Regions from separate parts of the Homo sapiens genome. Here region 2 is linked to region 1. Evidence: read pairs that join two places in POLR2A ChIA-PET (ENCODE). Cell type or tissue: PC-9. All regions are shown on one strand. Each heading gives the region's core, and the rest is flanking DNA. Links, peaks and the distances in the headings are about the cores only.

What was found. Peaks named below come from ENCODE experiments on the same cell type or tissue, not always from the same donor. Only the 100,000 strongest peaks of a DNase experiment are listed, where the experiment ranks them.
Region 2: POLR2A ChIA-PET joins it to region 1 with 6 read pairs; 3 of 35 experiments call an interaction of 5 or more read pairs at or near these places.

What each region holds. Positions count from the first base shown.
Region 1 is chr17:17,407,147-17,416,194 of GRCh38, reverse strand. No RefSeq gene overlaps it. Among named protein-coding and RNA genes, the nearest start is that of MED9, 65 kb to the left of the region's middle. RefSeq lists a silencer at 3,506-3,800. In PC-9, for the core only: no CTCF peak of the experiment used is centred there; DNase peaks (open chromatin) are centred at 3,674, 4,284 and 7,554.
Region 2 is chr17:17,609,061-17,618,908 of GRCh38, reverse strand. No RefSeq gene overlaps it. Among named protein-coding and RNA genes, the nearest start is that of PEMT, 22 kb to the right of the region's middle. RefSeq lists silencers at 4,920-5,214, 5,831-5,987 and an enhancer at 5,292-5,908. In PC-9, for the core only: CTCF peaks have their summits at 4,904 and 5,103; a DNase peak (open chromatin) is centred at 5,028.

The DNA.
Region 1 (9,048 bases), core at 1,049-9,048:
TCCTTTCTTCTTCCTGCTGCCTGGATAAAAACAAGTGGCCATTTTGAACTCTGAATTGGCCTTGACAGTGGAAGCCACTGGCTGAGAATGGCACAGGAGAGAGAAGAACCTAAGTCCCTGTAGACTCTAAGAAGCCACAAAACCAGCCCTGAACTACCTACCTCCTGACTTCTCCATAAGTAAAAATGCACTTCTTTCTTACTTAAGCCACTGTAATGGTGAAGTTACTGTTATAGGTAGCTAACCTAATCCTGAAACACTGCTTCTCTTGAAAACTCAAAATATCTAGTGATCTGAGCATATGCTCTTTTCTTCTTTATAACAGCTTTATTGACATATAATTCACAGTCCATACAATTCACTGATTTAAAGTGTACCATTGGCCAGGTGCAGTGGCTCAAACCTGTAATCCCAGCACTTTGGGAGGCTGAGGCACAAGGAACACTTGAGTTCAGGAGTTCAAGACCAGCCTGTGCAACATAAGGAGACTCCATCTCTACAAATAACTTAAAAATTAGCTGAGTATAGTGGTGCATGCCCGTGATCCCAGCTGCTTGGGAGGCTGAAGTGGAAGGATCACCTGAGCTAAGAGTTTGAGGCTGCAGTGGGCCATGATCATGCTACTGCACTCCAGCCTGGGTGATAAAGGGGAGACCCTGCCTCAAAAAAATAATAATGATAAATGAAACAAAAATAAGGTGTACCATTCAATGGTTTCTAGTATATTCACTCCTATCCCCACTATATATAGCACCGCTGTCTACTTTCAGAATATTTTCATCAACTCCAGAAAGAAACACTATACCCATGAACTGTCACTCACCAATCCCCCCTAACCACACTCTCACCAGCCCCTGGCAAACACTAATCTACTTTCTGTCTCTATGAATTTGTTTATTCTGGACATTTCATATAAATGGAATCATGCAACGTGTGGTCTTTTGTGCCTGGCTTCTTTCACTTAGCTTCATATTTTCAAGTTTCATCCATGTTGTGTCATGTTTCATGATCCAAGAAGTCTTAAGACTGGGAACAACCCCTACCACAGAGTGCTTTAATGCTGTCTCATTTTGATCCACAGAAGAAAACAGTGAAATGGAGAAAGTACGCACTGTCTTCTCTACTTTACAAAGGAGAAACAGGCTATGCTCAATCGAGTAATTTGCCTAAAGTATCCAGTGCACCCTCCATTCAACAGCCTCCCACCATTCTGCCTCTGAAATGTCTGCTGCACAAAATAATTGGAGATTCACATTTTGTCAAAATCCTCAAGGTCTAGAAAGTTCTAGATCAACAATAAAGTGGTAGATGAGGAGACTTAATCCTTTCCTATGGCCTGTCCCCTCCACAGTCTGCAGGACCTGGAGACAGAAGAGCGGAGGGAGAAGCAGAGCCCGACACACAGACCCCGTGGGGACGCCTGGGTTCTGGTTCACACTGGGCTGTTTGGGAGCTGAGCCAAAAATCCGAGCCAAAATCTCTGTTTTGTTTTGTAGTGCATGGTGGGGAAATGAAAATTTTGGTTCCATCTGAGGTTTGCAAATCAGCATGCATTGTTTTGGGGCATTCAGTTTCATTGAAACCTCGGGAACACAGCAGCTGCCAACCCCACAGCCCCAGGGAGAGCTGTGTCTCGAGGTGGAATCATCTTTTTTGGCAGAGGTGAAGCCTTCTCTGAGTTTTTATAATTTCTGGTTTTTCGCAGGCAGATAAACACCACACACTGAGTCAGAGCCAGGGAACGGTCGCCCGTTTCTAAGGCTGTGGGTGAGCTTGGGAGGGTGGAGATGAGCAGGGACGAAAAGCTGAGGCGCTCCCGCTACTGGGGTGTTCCCAGGACAAGCTGATGGATGGGCATGCTCATCCTTCTCTACGACAGGCACAGAAAATGTGAGCAGAGTGCCCACCGGCTTTCCTTTGGAGGTGGCAGGGGTGAAACGCCCTGCCCGGATTTCTCTGGCAAGTCACTGTGGGGATGAGGGTGGGGGCAATGTTTTGGGTTATTGGTTCACATTGACATTGTAATCCATAATTGTGCCCGTCCTGTTGTCACGAGCATGGGGTAAACCCAAAGTAGGAGGGAGGGAAACAGAAACCATTTTGAGCCTGTTCTTTGAGGAGTCACCTGATCAGCCTGGCTGGGGTAGGAAGGAGAGAGAGGAAACACACTTAGGACTCAGTCCTCAGGGATCTCGCAGTGCTGGTCCTCGGGGACCGTGAGGAGGAGTTGCCCCTTACAGGGGAATCAAAGGAGGCTTCCTGGAGGAGGTACCATCAGGACCAGGTGTGGAAGCGTGGGCGGAAAGTTTCCTTGGGGCATTTCCAGACAGAAGGAAGAGCTTAAACAAAGAAGAGTGGCTGACTTCTATGTGAGAAAGGACAGTGGGAGAGGAATCGGGAAGAAATAACTTTGCAGGAAACCTGAGTGGTGAGTGGTGAATATACATATTAATCAGGAAAATGCAAATGAAGACCAGGGTGAGCTATCTTCTTACACCCAGTAAATTGGCAAAAGGTAAGAAATCTGACATTATCGTGGTTTGGCGAAAACTCCAAACAGCTCACCCACAGTTGGTGGATGTGTCAATTGTTATAAGCACTTTGGGGAACAATGGAGCATTGTCTTGCCAAGTTGAATGTTGCATTCAATTTCATTCCCAGGTGTACACATGCTTTGGGCAATGCATACGAGAATGTTCTTAGCAATTCTCAGCAGCACTTTCCGTAGCTGGAAAGACCGGAAATCACCCAAATGTTTACCAGCAGGTGAGGGGGTACATAAAGCCAGACTTAGTCACACAGTGGAGTGCTATACAGCAGTGAAAAATGAACCAAGTACCGCTCTCCCCAGACAGTTGCTGGGTTGACTTCCACTGGCACAGATTGTGTTGTGGATCCAACCCTAAATCAGTCATGGCCAGAGGGATAGAATGTTCTAATTGCTTGAGCCAGGCAGGGCTCTCTCTTGAGGCTCCACTGAAACCCAAAAGGCTGGGCTGGGGTAAGGGAGGAGTGGATCCCCAAAGAAAATGGGGGTACAGTAGAGGACAATGTTGGTGTCCTTCCCAGACTTCCTCACATCGCTTTTTAACATGTCCTTGTGCCCAGCTACTATGCACTTTAGTGCCTCACTCCTGAGCCCCTGGTCACCTCAGAGAAGACCCTCCCACAGAGCCTAGGTTCCTGTTCTGCACTCCCTGGGGCCTCCTGTGCCAGCCTGAGCTGTGAGGAAGCAGGACCGCTCTGCTTCCTTGCCTCCACGCAGGACAGGCGAGGTGGAATTCATACCTGAGAGCTGGCCCAGGTTCAGGCTTGAGCTAGGACTTTCCCTAAAATCTCATCCAGAGCTTCTTCCCCCTCCTGGTTCTGCTTCCTTCATTCTCTAACGAGATTTCTCCTCCAGGAGAATTTGAACCTTTGACTCGGCGTCTGTCTGTGGGGGAATCCAACCCCGGACAGGTACTATTTTATTAAAAGAGAAATGAATGGAGACTGAGCCACCAACACGACAGATGGCAAGAGGAACAGTGGGGAGAACTGGAGTTTACAAACTTGGATAAACCTCCACACCTCTCTGGACCTCAGCTTCCTCATTCAAAAACAAAAGATGTGATGAGGCAGTTCACAGAAGAGAAGACTATGAATGGCCAGGAAACACTGGGACACGCAGACAGCATCATGAATCATTGAAGGAAGGAATGTAAAACAGGCCAGGCACGGTGGCTTATGCCTGTAATCCCAGCAGTTTGAGAGGCTAAGGCAGGCAGATCGCTTAAGTCCAGGAGTTTGAGGCCAGCCTAGGCAACATGGTAAAACCCTGTCTCTACAAAAAAAAATACAAAAATTAGCTAGGCAGAAGTTGTGTGCATGTGGTCACAGCAACTGAGGAGGCTGAGGTGGGAGGATCACCTGAGCCCAGGAGGTTGAGGCTGCAGTGAGCCAAGCTGTGGTTGAGCCACTGTACTCCAGCCTGGGTGACAGAGTGAAACCCTGTCTCAGGAAAAAAAAAAAGAAGAAAGAAAAGAAAAAAAGCACAACATTTTTCATCTGTCACAGGGCAGGGAACAGAGAGAATGTCATCCCCAACATTGACTGGGTGTGGAGAGAGGCCCCTCTCCTCCTTTATGGATGGGAGTATAAATTGGTACAATCTATTTGGAGGGCAGTTTGCCAGTACCTATAAAAATGTTAAATGGGAAAGCCTTTTGACTCAGCAATTCCACTTCTATGAATTTAACCTGCAGCAAACCTCAAGAATTCAAAGAAGTAGGTACAAATATGTTAATTACAACACTGTTTGTGATAGCAACAACTTGGAAACAACCTAAATATGTTTGAGTTGGGGACTGGTTAAAAATGACAGAAGGTCCCTGGGATGGAATGCTACACAGCCATGAAGAGGAATGTGGTCAGGCTCTGGAACAGGTGAAGAAACTAGCCTATGATATATTACTAAGTGAAAAAAAGCAAATTACAAAGCAGAATGGAGAGTGAAATATCCTTTTGCAAGAAGTGTTTCTGAGCATACATATTACAAATTTGCAAATGTCTAGAAGAACAGTCTGGAAGAACATATACCAAACTGTTTTACCTGTAGTTACTCTTGGGAGTATGGCTGGAATTTTTTTTTCTTTTTTTTCTTTTTTTTCTTTTTTTTACTTGGAGATGGAGTCTCACTCTGCCACCCAGGCTGGAGTGCCGTGGCATGATCTTGGCTCACTGCAAGCTCTGCTTCCCAGGTTCAAGCGATTCTCCTGCCTCAGCCTCCCAAGTGCCTGACACTAAAGGCATGTGCCACCACTCCTGGCTAATTTTTTTTTTTTGTATTTTTAGTAGACATGGGGTTTCACCATGTTGCCCAGGCTGGTCTCAAAATCCTGACCTCAAGGTGATCCACCCGCCTCGGCTTCCCAAAGTGTTGGGATTACAGGCGTGAGCCACCATGCCCGGCTGAAATTTTCTAAAATGGTTTTTGGATTCTCTTGTGTTTGAGTGTTCTTAAGAACAGGTATCACTTCTTTCTCTTTTTTTATTTAAAATTTGTAAATAGGAGTGATTTAGTGCCTACTTATCAGGACTTGGTAAGCATCTGCTACAGGTTACGCTATCCAGCCCTCACCAAAGCCCTGTTGAAGCAGTCATTGCTACAAACCCGTTTTACAAATGAGGAAGCTGAGATCTGGAGAGCTAAATAAGTTGGAAGTTGCAGAGCCAAGATCCAGCGCAGGCAGCCTGATGCCAGGTCTGGACTCTTACCCGGATGCCACCTTACCTCACAAGAGTAAAATGAGGGGTTACCCAACTTTGTTTTTTAGCACCAGAATCCCTTTCTCCAAATAAAATCCCGAACAGAAGCCCCGTTTGTGAAAAGGAGTTTCTCTGGTAGAAGGGAAGCTGAGGAGTGGTTACTCTCCCTTCACAGTGCTCCCCCTGCGCCCACCCAAGGACCCAGGGGGTTCCTAGGGCCCTGGTTTGAGAACCACTCAGCTGGATGTCCTTGAAGGCCCCTCCTGTATTTCTGACATGCCAGGTTTCTAAGCACTTCCATTCAAAGGGGCTGAAAGGGGAGAAAATGAAAATGTGTCACGGGGCTGCTCAGACCCAAGTGAAGAATCGTCATGCTGAATAAAGCCGTGTTAAGTTGCTGCTGACTTAACCTCAGCAAGCAGCTGGATCCATTGCCCCTGAGAGAAAGCTGTGAATGCTCTTTTGACCAAAAATGTAGACCCTCAACATCACAAGCCTGGAATAGCTCTCACTGCATGCACATGCGTGCGCATGCACACACACACACACACACACACACACACACGCACACTTTATTTTGTTTGTCTCTCCCTATTAGAACTGGCAGCAATTTCTGCCTGTTTTGTTCATGGCTGTGCCTCCAACTAGAATAGCTGTGACACATAGTAGATGCTTCAGTACCTGTCGAATGAATGAATGGTGAATGAATGAGTGAACAAACTAAAACAAGTTTGACTAATGTCCTTCAGGCACAAGAAATGGTCCTTAGCCACACTGGCATGGAGACCAGAGAGGAAGGGAGGAGTGAAGAGAGCTCTGAAGTCGTTTCAATCTCCGTGTGGCCGGGAGCTCTTGCCAGCAGGCTCACCTCTAAGCCGACACCACCACTGTCTGGCAACCTCCATCCATGAGCTGCAGCCCCGGCCACCTCTCAGTTCCTGCCTACCACAGTGGTGTGCACCTATGAGTGATGTTGCTACATGGTTTTCAGCCATGCTTTCCTGGAGGTGACATCTCAGGCTAGGAGGGCAGCAGCCTGTCCCCAAGGTTTGAGGGGAAGCCCAGCGGTCAGCTCAGGGGGCCTCAGAAGCAGCCCTTGGAGATAGCCACAGACCCATGAGGTGGGTGACAGGTGCCGTTGAACTGGGACCAGCCAGGCAAGCAGCCGGAGCCATGATAGGTCAGGAGGAAGAGCAGGCATGACCAGGGCTGGCGGGAGGGGAGGAGGCTGCATGGAGGAGGTAGGTCTACACATTGGAGGAGGAAGCAAAGAGGAAGTGGCCACCGGGAGGGAGGAAGAGTACCCTGGAGGAAGAAGGAGGAGTTGGCCGGCCTGTAATCCCAGCACTTTGGGAGGCCAAGGCAGGCGGATCACGAGGTCAAGAGATCGAGACCATCCTGGCCAACATGGTGAAACCCCGTCTCTACTAAAAAATACAAAAAATTAGCTGGGTTGGTGGCGCACGCCTGTGGTCCCAGCTACTCGGGAGGCTGAAGCAGGAGAATCACTTGAATCCGGGAGGTGGAGGTTGCAGTGAGCCGAGATCATGCCACTGCACTCCAGCCTGGCAACAGAGCAAGACTGCATCTCAAAAAAAAAAGAAGGAGGAGTCAGGGCAAGAGTGCCTGCACCTTCCTGAGAAGCATCGGAGCCCAGGGCTGGGGCAGGGAAGGTACCAGATGTGGCTGGAGCATCAAGTAGGGCCAGAAAGTCAGGACGAGCTCAAAAAAGAGGGGACTGTGGAGAAGATGTGGGAGCCAGCTGGAAGTAACTCCCAGGAGTCAAAACTGGAACAGTCCAGCAACACATCCAGGTACATTATACTATTGGGTTTTAGCTCATCAAATAAAATAAATATCCATTAATCCATACTGATATAAATAACTGATTGCATAAGTAAATGGGGAAGAAGGGACCATTTTTCCTTCGAGAGGAGTTCCCTTTAATGAAAGTGGAAGGAACCAGGGAAACAGCAAATCACCATCTGAACACCACAGGAACAACTGCTGCAGGCAAGACCCACCGATGGATGCTCGGACTCGTAGGAGAAAGTTTAAGGAGAAACAAGAGTTGCACAGATGCAAAGCATTTCCCCCAATACCTATCAATTACAAAGGGGAAAATAATAACTTTATAATGGAGAAAGCTGGCAAACACCACTGTAACCAATAGGTCAAGGTCAGTGTTACCAGTAATAAGCCACACTGACATCATGTACTTCCTGATATGATGCACTGAGAATGACACATCATCACTCCTGGGGTAGTTTTTCCAATAATGCATAACCTCAATCTAATTATGAGAAAATATCAGACCCAAATTGAGCAACATATTGCACAATACCTGACCAGGACTGTTCACAGATATCAAGGTCATGAAAGACAAAGAAAGGCCGAGGAACTGACGACTAAAGGCAATGTGAGACCTGGAAATGAGAAAGAACATTGATCAGGGATCAGCAAACTACAGTCTATGGGCCAACTCTGGCCCTCTGCCAGCTCTTGTAAATAAAGTTTTATTGGAATTCAGCCATGCTCATTTGTCTTTCTGTCTTTCTTTCTTTCTTTCTTTTTCTTTCTTTCTTTCTCTTTCATCTTTCTCTTTTTTCTCTTTCCTTTCTTCCTTTTTTCTTTCCTTTCCTTCCTTTCTTTCTTTCTTTCTGACAGAGCCTCACTCTGTCACCTAGGCTGGAGTGCACTGGTGCAATCACAGCTCACTGTAGCCTTGACCTCCCTGGCTCAAGTGATCCTCCTGCCTCAGCGTCACAAGTAAGTAGGACCACAGGTGCACGCCACCACACCCAACTGATTTTTTAAAATTTTGTTTTTGGTAGAGACAAGGTCTCACTATGTTATCCAGGCTGGTATTTACGTATTTTCAGTGGTTGCTTTTGTGTAGCCATATGGCTTGCAAAGCTGGTCCTTTACAGAAAGAGTTTTCTGACTCTTGTATTAGTGAAAAACTGGTGGCAACATAATAAAGTCTATAGTTTATTGAATAGTATTTTAACAATGTTAATTATTAGTTTTGAGGATAGTACCATGGTTCTGTAAGATGTAAACACTAAGTAAAGTGAGTGAAAGGTACATGGAAACTCTCTGTACTATCTTTGCAACTCTTTGGTAAATCCGAAATTATTTCAAAACAAAAATCTTTCTTCAATGAAACAAAAAAATGCCCAGGATGTTTGGGCAGGAGGGATGTGTGAGCAGAAGAGGCCAGGCTCAAAGTGGGCCAAGGTAGTCTGCTGGTGCTGGAAGAGGGGGTCATCTGACTCCGGATGCTTGGATTATAAGAAACAGAAATCCACTCCAGACAACTCAGGGGCACAAGGGGGAAGTTCTTGGAAGCTGAGGGTACAGGCGTAGTCGTACCTCACTGGAGCCTGGACCCACAAACCTGAAACCAGGACAACAGTTGCTTTGTGTAAATGCGTGTTTCTCCCGGTGTATCTCTTTGCGTTTCTTTGTATCTGCCTCTGTGTCTCCCTGTTTCTCTGTGTGTCTCTTTCCTCTCTCTCCTGCCTCTTCTGGTCTTTGTGTCTGTCCCTGTCTTTGTGTCTCCCTGGTCTCTCCTCATCTCTCTCTGTAACTGCCATTTCTCTGGTCTCTTTCTATCTCTGTGTCTCTCTCTAATCTCTGGTGGGCCCCTGTCTCTCTCCTTGTCTTTCCCAGTCTGTCTTCCACCATATTTCACTGTGTGTCTGTCTCTCCCTGGCCCTCTCTATTCCTTTCCCTATCTCCCCATATGTCTTACATCTCTTCTCCTCCCTGTTTAGTCCCTCCCAGTCTGTTTCTTCC
Region 2 (9,848 bases), core at 834-8,833, 200 kb before region 1:
GATGCATTTAGACCACTAACGTTCAAAGTGATTATTGAGCTGGGCAGGGTGGCTCATGCCTGTAATCCTACCACTTCGGGAAGTCAAGGTGGGCGGTTCACTTGTGGTCAGGAGTTCGAGACCAGCCTGGCCAACATGGTGAAACCCCATCTCTATTAAAAATACAAAAATTAGCCAGGCGTGGTGGAGTGCGCCTGTAATCCCAGTTACTCAGGAGGCTGAGGCAGGGGAATCGCTTGAACCTGGGAGGCAGAGGTTGCAGTGAGCCGCGATCACGCCGCTGCACTCCAGCCTGAGCAACAGAGCAAGACTCCATCTCAAAAACAAAAAGCAAAAACAAAAGAAACCCCAAAGTGATTATTGATATACTTGGATTAATATTTAGCATATTTGTTACTGCTTTCTATTTCTTGTCCATGTGCTTTGTTTTATTTTTGTCTCCCACTTTTTCCGCCTTTTGTGTTTTTAACTGAGCATTTTTTTTGAGATGGAGTCTCACTCTGTTGCCCAGACTGGAGTGCAGTGGCGTGATCTCGGCTCACTGCAACCTCAGCCTCCTGGGTTCAAGTGATTTTCCTGTCTCAGCCTCTTGAATAGCTGGGATTACAGGCACATGCCACCATGCCTGACTAATTTTTGTATTTTTAGTAGAGACGGGGTTTCACCACGTTGGTCAGGCTGGTCTTGAACTTCTGACCTCGTGATCTGCCCACCTTGGCTTCCCAAAGTGCTGGGATTACAGGCGTGAGCCACTGCACCCGGCCTTTAACTGATAATTTCTATTATTCCATTTTCTCTCCTTTCTTAGCTTATCAGTTCTATTTCTTCTTTTTCTTTCTAAAATGAATAGAGATGGGGGTCTCACTATGTTGCCCAGGCTGGTCTCAAACTCCTGAGCTCAAGCGATCCTCCTTTCCAAAGTGCTAGGATTACAGGCATGAGCCACCACACCCAGCCAGTTGTATTTTTTTTAAATGAATTTTTCAATGAATTCTCATTCGTTGCTATTGAGAATGCAAGATGATACAGCCACTTTGGAAGACAATTTGACAGTTTCTTACAAAACTAAACATAGTCTTACCATAAAATCCAGCAATTGTTTCCCTTGGTATTTACCCAAATGAGTTAAATACTTTTGTCCACAAGAAAACCTGCACACAGATATTTATAGCAGCTTTATTCATAATTGCCAAAACTTGGAAGCAACCAAGATGTTCTTCAGTAGGGTAATGGATAAATAAACTGTCATACATCCAGGCAATGCAGTATTATTCAATGCTAAAAAGAAATGAGCTGGGCTGGGCACAGTGGCTCATGCCTGTAATCCCAGGACTTTGGGAGGCTGAGGCGGGCGGACCAGCTGAGGTCAGGAGTTTGAGACCAGCCTGACCAACATAGAGAAACCCTGTCTCTACTAAAAATACAAAATTAGTTGGGCATGATGGCGTATGCCTGTAATCCCAGCTGCTCAGGAGGCTGAGGCAGGAGAATCGCTTAAACCCAGGAGGCAGAGGTTGTGGTGAGCCAAGATCACGCCATTGTACTCCAGCCTGGGCAACAAGAGTGAAACTCCATCTCAAACAAACAAACAAACAAACAAAAAACGATGGCTCACGCCTGTATCATGCCTGTAATCCCAGCACTTTGGGAGGCCAAGGCGGGCGGATCACCTGAGGTCAGGAGTTCGAGACCAGCCTGACCAACATGGAGAAACCCCGTCTCTACTAAAAATGCAAAATTACCCGGGCATGGTGGTTCATGCCTGTAATCCCAGCTACTTGGGAGGCTGAGGCAGGAGAATCACTTGAACCCGGGAGGCAGAGGTTGCGGTGAACAACTGCACTCCAGCCTGCTGGGCGACAGAGCGAGACTCTGCCTCAAAAAAAAAAAAAAAAAAAGAAATGAGCTATCCAGCCGTAACACATGGAGGAACCTTAAACGCACATTACTAAATGAAAGAAGCCAGTCTGAAAAGGCTACATACTGTATGATTCCAACTATATGGCATACTGAAAAGGTAAAACTATATAGACTGTAAAAGGATTGATGATAGCCAGGGGTTAGGGGAGAGGGAGGGATGAACAGGCAGAGCACAGGGGACTCTCAGGGCCATGAAACGACTCTGTATGATGTTACAGTGGTGGATGCATGTCATTATACATTTGTCCAAACCTATAGAATGTACAACACCAAGAGTGAACCCTAATGTAAAACTGTAGACTCTGGGAGATAATGATGTGTCAATGTAGCTTCATCAATTATAACAAATGTACCATCTGGTGGAGTTTGCTGTTAATGGGGGAGGATGTACATGTGTGTTTGCGGGGGAGGGGGTGTATGGGAACTCTCTGTATTTTCCTCTCAATTTTGCTGTGAACCTACAGCTGCCGTAAAAAAAAAAAAAGTCTTAATGGCCAAGAAACACATGAAAAAATGCTCAACATCACTCATCATCTGGGAAATGCAAATTAAAACCACAACGAGAGACCACCTTACCCCAGCCAGAATGGTCATTATTAAGAAGTCAAAAACAATAGGTGCTGGCATGGATGTGGGGAAAAGGGAATGCTAATACACTGCTGGTGGGAATGCAAATTAATACAACCTCTATGGAAATGAGTATGGAGAGTCCTTAAAGAACTAAAAGTAAGGCCAGGCACGGTGGCTCACACCTGTAATCCCAGCACTTTGGGAGGCCTGGGCGGGCAGATCACCTGAAGTCTTGAGTTTCAGACCAGCCTGACCACCATGGAGAAACCCCTTCTCTACTAAAAATACAAAAAATTAGCCGGGTGTGGTGGCGCATGCCTGTAATCCCAGCTACTCGGGAGGCTGAGGTAGGATAATTACCTGAACATGGGAAGCGGAGGTTGCGGTGAGCCGAGATCACACCATGGCACTCCAGCCTGGGCAACAAGAGCGAAACTCCGTCTCAAAAAAAAAAAAAAAAAAGAACTAAAAGTAGATCTACTATTCAATCCAGCAACCCCATTACTGGGTACCTACCCAAAGGAAAAGCAGTCATTATATCAAAAAGATACCTGGGGCTGGGCACGGTGGTTCATGTCTATAATCCCAACACTTTGGGAGGCTGAGGTGGGCACATCATTTGAGGTCAAGAGTTCGAGACCAGCTTGGACAACATGGTGAAACCCATCTCTACTAAATATACAAAACTTAGCCAGCGTGGTGGCATGTGCCTGTAGTCCCAGCTACTCAGGAGGCTGAGGCAGGAGAATTACTTTAACCTGGGAGGAGGAGGTTGCAGTGAGCCAAAATCACACCACTACATTCCAGCCTAGGTGACAGAGCGAGACCCTATCTCCAAAAAATTAAAAAAAAAAAAAAAAAAAGACGCCTGCACAGGTATGTTTATCTCAGCGCAATTCACAATTGCAAAGATATGAAGCCAACCTAAGTGCTCATCGACCAATCAATGGAAAAAGAAAATGTGGTATATATACACCATGGAATACTACTCAGCCATAAAAAAGAATGAAATAATGTCCTTTACAGCAACTTGAATGGAACTGGAGGCCATTATTCTAAGTGAAGTAACTCCGGAATGGAAAATCAAATAACATGTGTTCTTGCTTATGAGTGGGAGCTAAGGTATAAGTGTCCAAAGGCATACGGAATGGTATAATGGCCTTTGGAGACTCAGAAGGTGGAATGGGGAGGAAGGTGAGGGATAAATAAACTATGTATTGGGTACAATGTACACTAATGCGGTGACAGGTGCACTAAAATCCCAGACTCCACCACTATACAGTCTATCCATGTAACCAAGCTATTGAAATACAAATAAATAAATAAATAATCTTTTTCTTTTCTCTTTTTTTTTTTTTTTTGAGATGGAGTTTCACTGTCATTGCCCAGTCTGGAGTGCAGTGGCGTGATCTTGGCTCAACCTTTACCTCCCAGGTTCAAGCGATTCTCCAGCCTCAGCCTCCTGAGTAGCTGGGATTACAGGCGCCTGCCACCATGCCCAGTTAATTTTTTGTATTTTTAGTAGAGATGGGGTTTCACCATGTTGGCCAGGCTGTTCTCAAACACCTGACCTAAGGTGGTCCGCCTGCCTCGGCCTCCAAAAGTGCTGGGATTACAGGCATGAGCCACCACGCCCGGCCTTTTTTTCTTTTCAGAGACAGGGTCTCACTCTGTCACCCAGGCTGGAGTGTAGTGGCATGACTGTGGCTCACTGCAACCCCAAACTCCTGAGGTCAAGTGATCCTCCTGCTTCAACCTCCCAAAGTGCTGGGATTAGATTACAGGTGTAATCCACCATGCCTGACCTTTTTTTTATTTTTTTTATTTTTTTTTAAAGTAACTATAAGCTGGGCACAGTGGATCATGCCTGTAATCCCAACACTCTGGGAGGCCGAGGCAGGTGGGTTGCTTGAGCCCAGGAGTTTGAGACCAGCCTGGGCATGTGATGAAACCCTGTCTTTACAAAAAATGCAAAAATTCACCAGGCACGGTGGCATACACCTGTGGTCCCAGCACTTGGGAGGCTGAAGTGGGAGGATCCCTTGCACCTGGGAGGCAGAGGTTGCAGTGAGCCCAAATTACACTCCAGCCTGGGTGACAGAGCCAGGCCCTGTCTCAAGTAAATAGATAAATAAAGTAACTATAGTTCTTTAAGATCATCAAATAGCTCACTGGAGAATCACATTGTTCCAAATGGCATGTGTGTGTGTACATAATATATAGACATGTATATAATATGCAATACATACAGTTGAATTGGGATCCAGATAAGGCCCAGCACTGTAATTGATTGATATTTATATTTCTCATTTAGTCTATAGGCTCCTGGTTCCTTTCTCATTGATGCATTGCCATTTATTTGTTGAGGAAGCCAGCTGTTCTCCCTGGAGGGTCTCTGGCAGTCTGGATTTGTGCTGATTGCACCTCTGTGGTGGTGTTTCATGTGCTCCTCTGTCTCCTGTATTTTCTGCACTTTGCTGATTGGGTCTAGTTCTTACTCAGATTCAGGTTCCATTAGCTTTGATGTGAATAGCTCAGAGGCAATACTGTGCTTGTCCACTGGGAGGCTTTTCTGTCTGTGATGTTAGTAGCTGGACGCCTTAATTCAGTGCGGTCTCCATCTCTGCCTGCTCCTGGTTTGTTACAGGCAGACCTAGGCTGCTTGCCTGTGAGACGTTTCTGGACCTCTACAGGGTGGGGGTGGTGTGCAGGTTCTCAAAGGCTGTGCTTATTCTCCCCAATGTTATGAGTTCCCAAGACTGATGAACGGGACCACAGGAGGGCTCTGCAGCCAGGACTCTATCACTCAGAAGTCAGAGATGGGGGCTTCTCTCCCAGCGCTCAAGAATGGGTGGTATGTTGACAGGTCAAGGTGAGAGACAGGGCACTCGGGGCAAGGGAAACTCCTCATTGGCTTTGCCTGTGGTCCTCAAGGGGACCCACTGGACTGCCTGGTGTGTATAGAACCTGTTCTCCTGCCCATTAACCCAGTGGCCTGTGCCACTTGGAGTCACGCTGACTGGTGGGTGGTTTATAGTAGTAGAGGGACCTGGCTTTGAGTCCCAGCTCTACCTTTTTTTTTTTTTTTTTTTTTTTGAGACGGAGTTTCACTCTTGTCGCCCAGACTGGAGTGCGATCTCAGCTCACTGCAACCTCAGCCTCTTGGGTTCAAGCAATTCTCCTGCCTCAGCCTCCTGAGTAGCTGGGATTACAGGCATGTGCCACCAAGCCTGGCTAATTTTTGTATTTTTAGTAGAGACGGGGTTTCACCATGTTGGCCAGGCTGGTCTCAAACTTCTGACCTCAGGTGATCCACCTGCCTTGGCCTCCCAAAGTGCTGGGATGACCTCAGGTGATCCACCTGCCTTGGCCTCCGAAAGTGCTGGGATTACAGGAGTGAGCCACCGCGCCCGGCCAGCTCTACCTTTTACTGGTTTTGTGACCTTGGGCAAATGCATAGTTATCTGCAATTTTTCATTCCCTCATCTATAAAATGGGTATGATATTTGCACACATACATCCAGGGCTTATTTCGTGCCAGATCTGGTTTTGAGTACTTTACATATATGACTCATATTGAGTTTTCCCAGTGAGCCTATGAAGTAGCTACTACTATCTTACCCATTTTATAGATGAGGAAACTGAGGCCTAAACACATTACACCTAGGGAATGACTAAACTGAGAAACAAACCCTATCTGACCAGAGCTCACGTTCTGGATGCTACTCTAGGCATTACCCCTCTAAGCCTGTTTCACTCTCTGCAGAATGAGAGTGGTAACAGTACTTACCTCTTCTGGCTGACTTGAGGGACCCATAATACAATGCCTGCCAGGCACTCCATTCAGTACCTGCCACACAGTAGTCACTTGGCACATGTTGGCTACTATTATCCTGTTCCCAGGCCCCAGGCTCATCCTTTGTTTCCATGTTTGGCTAAACGTCATCTGCCTGGGGCACGTCCTTCTTCCTCTGGCTATTTTTAATTCCATTTCCTCGGAATTCTGGATTCTATATGTGAGTATCAGTGGTTATTTTCAGATCATGTGGGAAGGCCAGGGGTTTAGGGAGATGTGGCAGCTTCTCAGATGAGAGTAACTAGGAATACTGTGTTTATTCTGCAGAACACACTGACCCTGTGCCTCTGCTGGGAGAGTGGCTCACTTTCCATCTCCTGGGGACAGAGTCCAGCTTCATCAGAGTGGCTGGGATGGTGTCTACTGGGAAAGGGCATGGGGACAAGGTGTGGTGGGTACCCCGAAGGCTTCCTGAGAAGCACCAGGACAGGGCAGCAGGCAAGGTGGGAGGGTGGGCAACAGACCCTTGGATGCTCTGCTGTTTTATCCTCACATACTCTCAGGTATGGGGAAAACCAGGTGTGGTAGCCTCGAGAAGACGGGCCTGGGCCCTCTTGGCCCTAGGAGAAAGGACTTTTGGCAGAAGCCCCAGATACAGGACTGGAAATCAAGGCAGACACTATTGGTTGCTTTCCTAATACCTATTCCCTTTGTGCTTAAAAAAAAAAAAAAGATTCATGTGGGGAAAAGCAAGAGAGATCAGATTGTTACTGTGTCTGTGTAGAAAGAAGTAGACATGGGAGACTCCATTTTGTTATGTACTAAGAAAAATTCTTCTGCCTTGAGATTCTATGACCTTACCCCCAACCCCGTGCTCTCTGAAACATGTGCTGTGTCAAACTCAGGGTTAAATGGATTAAGGGCGGTGCAAGATGTGCTTTGTTAAACAAATGCTTGAAGGCAGCATGCTCCTTAAGAGTCATCACCACTCCCTAATCTCAAGTACCCAGGGACACAAAAACTGCGGAAGGCCGCAGGGACCTCTGCCTAGGAAAGCCAGGTATTGTCCAAGGTTTCTCCCCATGTGACAGTCTGAAATATGGCCTCGTGGGAAGAGAAAGACCTGACCGTCCCCCAGCCCGACAGCAAGGGTCTGTGCTGAGGAGGATTAGTATAAGAGGAAGGCATGCCTCTTGCAGTTGAGACAAGAGGAAGGCATCTGTCTCCTGCCCGTCCCTGGGCAATGGAATGTCTCGGTATAAAACCCGATTGTATGCTCCATCTACTGAGATAGGGAAAAACCGCCTTAGGGCTGGAGGTGGGACCTGCGGGCAGCAATACTGCTTTGTAAAGCATTGAGATGTTTATGTGTATGCACATCTAAAAGCACAGCACTTAATCCTTTACCTTGTCTATGATGCAAAGACCTTTGTTCACGTGTTTGTCTGCTGACCCTCTCCCCACTATTGTTTTGTGACCCTGACACATCCCCCTCTCGGAGAAACACCCACGAATGATCAATAAATACTAAGGGAACTCAGAGGCTGGCGGGATCCTCCATATGCTGAACGCTGGTTCCCCGGGTCCCCTTATTTCTTTCTCTACACTTTGTCTCTGTGTCTTTTTCTTTCCTAAGTCTCTCGTTCCACCTTACGAGAAACACCCACAGGTGTGGAGGGGCAACCCACCCCTACAGATTCATTTGTGAATCAGTGTTCTAAGCCAATCATGACTGTTTTAACTTCCTAGCCTCTTGTACTAGACATTTGACCCAATTCAGGCCAATCACTCTTAAAGTGGAAGTCTGCTGGGGGGATTTCTGGAAAAGCTTTTGCTGCCCTGATGAAGAGACAGATACAGTTAGCATGGCCCTAGACATTTCTCTCACCTTTGCTTGCCTCGAGCCCCAGTGTGATGATTAGAGCTATGGCAGCCATCTTGTGCCTATGAGGCCGAAGCATCAGAATAAAAAGGTCAGTATAGGGATGGCAAAGTCAAGTTCCCTCATGCTTGCAACTGCCTGCTTCGAGCTTGTGTTCCATGAAAAACAAAAAAAAACAAAAAAACACACACACAACGAAACACCTATTTGTTTACGTCTCTGTTGATCGGATTTTCTGGGGGTTTTTTTTGTTATTTTTTGCAAGTGAATGTATTCGTAATCAACACAAACAAAGGAAGACAGGGCGCGGTGGCTCATGCCTGTAATTCCAGCACTTTGGGAGGTCAGATCACTTGAGCTCGGGAGTTCGAGACCAGCCTGGGCATCATAGCGAGACTCCCATCTCTATAAAAAAAAATAAGAATATTAGCTGTGCATGGTGGTGCATGCCTGTAGTCCCAGATGAGTTGGGAGAAGTGCTTGAGCCTAGGAGGTGGAGGCTATAGAGAGCTGTGACTGCACCACTGTATTCCAAGATGAGTTGGGAGAAGTGCTTGAGCCTAGGAGGTGGAGGCTATAGAGAGCTGTGACTGCACCACTGTATTCCAGCCTGGGCAACAGAGTGAGACCCGGGTCTCAAAAAAAAAAAACAACCATACCAAACACCATAAAGGCAGAATGATCTGGCCAATCAGGGGCATCACATGCTCAGAGATTTCCACAAATAGTTCCTCAAGATTGCTGCCTACCCAGCCCACTACTGGGCCTTTGTGACATCCGCAAATCAGGCCCAGGCCTTCCCCTCAAGGGGCTCACAGTCCATCAAGAAAAAGAACACAAATTTTGTAACTGGTACAAACTATCACACAACTCTCAGGGTGGAAGAAATCCCTTTACTTTTAAGGATCAAATTAAGGCCTACTCAAGGCCCCACTTGCCAAGGTTGGCAAAAACTACAAGAGTCTAATGGAGAATGGGGTGGGCGAGGAGGGTGGAATAATTAAGGATCAGCCCTGGATCTTAGGAGTTAAACAGCCCTGAAAAACTGAAGGGGAATTTTGTCTTTCACCTTGGACGTTCCTGCTGACCCACCAGTATTAGTTAAATAAAATTAGTTGCTGTAACAAGTAAAGCTCGAAGGCCCACGGCTCTACACGATGAAGATCTATTTCACATCTGTTTCATGTCACAGTCCAACCAGACGGGATGGCAGGCCGGGGAGGCTGCATAGTCACTCAAGCACCCAGGCTCCTTCCGTCTGTGGCTCTGCTGCCCTGTAGGCCTTCAGCGTCCTCTGGCTCAGCTAGGATACTACTGGGAAGGAGAGAGCCTGGGTGGTGCGAGAATTCCATGGCCAGGCCTGGAGTGGTGACATTACTTCCTATCACACTCCATTGGCTGGAACCTGTCATGTGGCCACACCTACCTGCAAGGGGCCCTGGGAAATGGAGTCTCCACATGTGCCCAGGAAGAAGCCAAAACATGGATATCCTGGGCACCACTTGGCCCTTCAGAGGTGGAAGGCAGCGAGGTGCCCACTTACCCTCCTGGGAGGCACCACCATCTCCCAGCTTGGATTCAAGGGAGGGCAGGTCTCCTCCCCTTGAGGAGCCCACAGGCCCCATGATCCATCCAGGGATTCAGCCAGACCGAGGGCTCCCTTCTTCATCTCTGCAAGCA